2 separate regions of the Homo sapiens genome follow, and region 1 is linked to region 2. A link is an interaction called in ENCODE POLR2A ChIA-PET data of the cell type or tissue named here. Cell type or tissue: PC-3. All regions are shown on one strand. Region 1 overlaps DEK (DEK proto-oncogene). Region 2 overlaps KDM1B (lysine demethylase 1B).

Region 1 (2,500 bases), 75 kb after region 2:
TAGGAGGAATAGGTCTCTGGAAAATGGGGGCATCTCAAAGGACATACCTTGGTATTAGGACACAATGGACAATTTTTGTCTGTCAAGGTAAATATGGGTAACCAGAATTTGGAGGTAACAGAAAAAAACACAGGGAGAGCTGACAAGGCAAGTTAAACAATGTCCCCTTTAATTTTACATGAACTTTCAAATCTTCATTACTTTCATTCCTCCCCTGTACTTAGGAAAACCCCACTCATGATTCTAAACCTAGCTTAACAATTACCTCCTCTAAATCTTTCACAATACCATCAATTTGATTAATCCATACTCTCAAAGTACTTGGCCTGCAATTCATTATCCCTACTTTATGGAAGGTATTGTGAAGCTGTAAGAACAAGGGTGTTACAGCCAAACATCCTGATTCCTGAGCACCTGTATATGTTTTTGAAGCTCCAGAGGTGACTCATCTAGCTATACCACATAAAATGAAAAGCACATTTATGGACTAGATTTGTCACCAAGACTTTTCTTTGAAGTGCCAGATAGTAAATATTTTCAGCTTTCCCGGCTACATATAATCTTTGTTGCATATTCATTTTTTTAAACAATCATTTAAAAATGGAAAAACCATTCTGAGCTTGAGGGCTGTATAAAAACAGGCTGTAGGCTGGACTTGGCATACAGGCTACACTGCCTGCTGATTCCTAGATTTTGAATTATTGGAGCTATATACAGTAAAGGCAGGAACCAGACAAAGCAATCAACAGGACAATTCCTCCAATTATCAAGTTTTTAATAGCTTTTAGTTTTAAGTTCTGATAAGCACAAGTGGATTTATACTCATTAACTTTCTTAAAGCTATTGCTTAAAATCAAATTTTGATCTAAATCAGGAATTCTAGAGAGAACTCTGAAGATAGAAGTACATAAACAAGAAGCTTTAGAAAGAATAGGAAGCCATGCACGGTGGCTCAACCCCGTAATCCCAGCACTTTGGGAGGCCAGGAGTTCGAGACCAGCCTGGCAACATCGTGAAACCCCGTCTCTACAAAAAATTAGTCAGGCGTGGTGGCATGCACCTGTGGACCCAGCTACTAGGGTGGCTGTGCCACGAGAATTGCTGAACCTGGGAGGTGGAGGTGGCAGTGAGTATCGATCGTGCCACTGTACCCCAGCCTGGGCAACAAAGCAAGACTCTGTCTCAAAAAAGAAGAAAGAATAATACGGCAGTCTCCCTTTATCTATGGTTTCTCTTTCTGCATGTGGTTTCAACTACCTGTTGTCAACCATAGTCTGAAAATATTAAATGGAAAATTCCAGAAGTAAACAACTCATAAATTTAAAATTGCATGCTGTTCTGAGTAGTGTGATGAAATCTCATGTCATCCTGCTCACTCCTGCCCGGGATGTGAATCATCCCTTTGTCCAGCATATCCACACTGTAGATGCTCCCAGAACCTTGGCCCATTAGTCACTAGCAGCCATCTTGGTTATCCTATCAACTGTTGCAGTATCATTGTGCTTGTGCCCAAGTACCCTTATGTGACTTAATAATGGCCCCAAAGCCCAGAAGTAGTAATGTTGGCAATTCAAACATGCCAAAGAGAAGCCATAAAGTGGGTTCTTTTAAGTGAAAGCTCTTTACTCAAGGAAAGAAAAAAATCATATGTTGAGGTTTCTAAGATCTATAGTAAGAACAAATCTTCTATATGTGAAATTGTGAAGGGAAAAGAACTTTGTGCTGGCTCTGCTGTCAAACCTCAAACTGCGAAAGTTATGGCCACAGTGCAGGATAAGTGCTTAGTTATGATGAAAAAGGCATAATTTGAGGGTGGGAAACGTGAACAGAAACATGTCCCAAATGACAGCAATCGGGCTTGGCATGATCTGCAGTTTCAGGCATACACTGGGGGTCTTGAAATGTACTCCGTTCAGGTAAGAGGTGACTACTGTGAAGAGAAAGCACTAAAAAAGGTTTCTTATATATTTATTATAACCTCAAATACAAAAATGAGGAGACATACCTCACCTCTCATGGAGTCAAGACTAAATGAGATGCAAGATGTGAAAGCACATGGTATATACACTTTGAATAGTTTCTTCCTTGCAGTTGCTAATAAATGCTTACTGAGTGGTACTTCCTGGAAGACCAGAGGACGTGTCTCATTTTTTTTTTCTCCCACTTAGTAAAATGCTCAGGTATAGAATAAGATAATCATTTTGAATGAGTGAGAATAATGAACCTACCACCAAACATATTAGTCACACAACAATGCCCAGCTTCATGGGTTCTCTATAGCATGGGTTCAACCTACATTACCTTAGTTTCATCTCTCATTGCTCTACTTCTGGGCACACAACTCTAACCACGAGTTAGTCAAAGGCACCCTGCCTTCCCTGTTCCTTATCTTTGTTCACACGTACAACTTTCCTCTCCATTCCCAAGGTCAACTTGAATTGGTAGTACTTCCACTTCTACCCAAAGCCTTTCCTCAAGAGGCATGAAGATTTTCCTTCTT
Region 2 (2,500 bases):
AGACTCCATCTCAAAAGAAATTTAAAAAAATAATAAAAAAATAAAAATATTCGGAACTGGTTCCAGCTACTTGGGAGCCTGAGGCAGAAGGATCGCTTGAGCTTGGGAGTTCGAGGTTGCAGCACACCATGATTCATGATTGCAGCTGTGAACAGTCACTGTACTCCAGCCTGAGCAACATAGCAACACCCTGTATCAAGGGGAAAAAAAAGAAAAAAATTTAATTTCTCTTTCAAATAACACTATGCCTTTCTTAGTTTTAGATACTAAAACTGACAAGAATATACCCCTTCTGACAGCCTGTTTTATGGGTGCCATAATAACTTTCTCTACTTTTATAACAAGGCTAGTTATGTTTGTTACGTAAGATTTACTAACCTGCCTCCTGTTTTGAAAAACCTGATTGCTTATAGCAATCGATATATTAATCGATATATTAATTTTTCTTGTTTTTCAGCCATAAGGATGGATATGACAAATATACTACATGGAAAAAAATATGGACTAGCAATGGCAAAACCGAACCTAGTCCCAAAGCTTTCATGGCAGACCAGCAACTCCCCTACTGGGTAAGGAGAGTGATGCTCTCTGTCTGTGAAGTATTTGTGGAGCCAAATGCAAGAGGCATGGATGAAAATGCTGTTTAGGAAATCTCCTATTACATTTATTGTTCCTTCTATGACTATTAAAGCAAATATTTTTTATTTTTATAGAAAGCTGAGATATTTCAACATAGTATAAAAGAGGAAACTAGGCTGGGTTTGGTGGCTCATACTTGTAATCCTAGCCCTTTGGTAGGCTGAGGTGGGAAGACTGCTTTGCGCCCAGCCTGGGCAAAGTGAGACCCTATCTCATAGTAAGACCCCATCTTTACAAAAAAAAATTTTTTTTTTAAGTAGGCAAGAATGGTGGCAGGTGTCTGTAGTCCCATCTACTCATCAGGTTGAGGTTGGGGAATTGCTTGAGCTCAGGAGTTCAAGGCTGTAGTGAGCTATGATTACACCACTACACTCCAGCCTGGATGACAGAGTGAGAGGCTGTCTCAAAAAAAAAAAAATGGTTTTAAAAAAGAAAAAACTAAAGGCTCACCACCAGCTGGTGATAGTCATTGCTGAGCTTGGTACATAGCTTTTTGATCCTTTTTTTCTTTTCATATTTTTGTCTGTTTAAACACAATTTCATGCTTTATATACATATACTGATTAGGTTTAAAATCAGGCTTCAGATACGATTTTTGTAATGTTTAGCTTTTTAAAAATTAATTTGGGCCAGGGCTGTGGCTCACACCTGTCATCCTAGCACTTTGGGAGGCTGAGGTGGGCAGATCACAAGGTCTAGAAATCAAGACCATCCTGGCCAACATGGGGAAACCCCGTCTCTACTAAAAAAATACAAAAATTAGCCGGGCGTGGTGGCGCGCGCCTGTTGTCCCAGCTACTTGGGAGGCTGAGGCAGGAGAATCGCTTGAACCCAGGAAGCGGAGGTTGCAATGAGCTGAGATCGTGCCACTGCACTCCAGCCTGGTGACAGAGTGGGACTCTGTCTCAAAAAAAGAAAAAAAAAATTAAATTGACCTCATATTCTTTTTTCATTTAGTCATTCTTTGAAAATATATTTTCATTATTGCATATATTGTTGAAATATACCACCATTTAATAAATGATTTGCTATTTTTTTTTTCTGAGACAGGGTCTCACTCTGTTGCCCAGGCTGTAGTGCAGTGGCACAATCTTAGCTCACTACAACCTCCACCTCCCGGGCTCAAGCGATTCTCCCACCTCAGCCTCCCTAATAGCTGGGACTCTCCGCACATGCTACCACGCCCAGCTGACTTTTGTATTTTTTGTAGAGATGGGGTTTCACCATGTTGCCCAGGCTGGTCTTAAATTCCTAGGCTCAAGTGATCCACCTGCCTCAGCCTCCCACAGTGCTGGGATTACAGACATGAGCCACAATGCCCAATTTTTTTTTAAGATGGGGCCTTGCTCTGTCGTTCAGGCTAGAGTGCAGTTGTGGGATTATGACTCACTGCAGCCTCGGTCTCCCAGGCTCAAGTGATCCTCCCACCTCAGCCGGCAGAGCAGCTGGAACTATAGAGTGCACCACCATGTCCAGCTAATTTGTTAATTCTTTATAGAGACAGGACTCGATATCTTGCCCAGGCTGGTCTCAAATACTGGACTCAAGCAATCCTCCCACTTCAGCCTCTCAAAGTGTTAGGATTACAGGTGTGAGCCACTGTACCTGGCCAATTTGCTAATTTTAAAAATATTATAAGTAATGCTGAGCTTTGTGCACGCTTAAAGATTTTTTCATTGAAGTAAAATTCGTATAACATAAAATTAACCATTTTAAATTGTGCAGTTCAGTGGCACTTAGTATATTCACAATGTTATGCAATTACCACCCCTATCTAATTCCAAAGTATTTTCATCACGCACAAGGGAAGCCCTAATTCTTGCTACCCCCAGTTCCTGGTAACCGCTAATCTGCTTTCTGT

The links. Peaks named below come from ENCODE experiments on the same cell type or tissue, not always from the same donor. Only the 100,000 strongest peaks of a DNase experiment are listed, where the experiment ranks them.
Region 1: POLR2A ChIA-PET joins it to region 2 with 10 read pairs; 9 of 35 experiments call an interaction of 5 or more read pairs at or near these places.

Annotation. Positions count from the first base shown.
Region 1 is chr6:18,241,178-18,243,677 of GRCh38, forward strand. All of the region lies in intron 7 of DEK (DEK proto-oncogene), which reads right to left. Among named protein-coding and RNA genes, the nearest start is that of DEK, 22 kb to the right of the region's middle. RefSeq lists an enhancer at 1,261-1,555. In PC-3, no CTCF peak of the experiment used is centred here; DNase peaks (open chromatin) are centred at 444 and 1,414; H3K27ac peaks cover 2,003 bases.
Region 2 is chr6:18,165,810-18,168,309 of GRCh38, forward strand. It overlaps KDM1B (lysine demethylase 1B), which reads left to right. Exons shown (of 22, transcript NM_001364614.2): 6 at 458-569. Among named protein-coding and RNA genes, the nearest start is that of KDM1B, 12 kb to the left of the region's middle. In PC-3, no CTCF peak of the experiment used is centred here; no DNase peak of the experiment used is centred here; H3K27ac peaks cover 395 bases.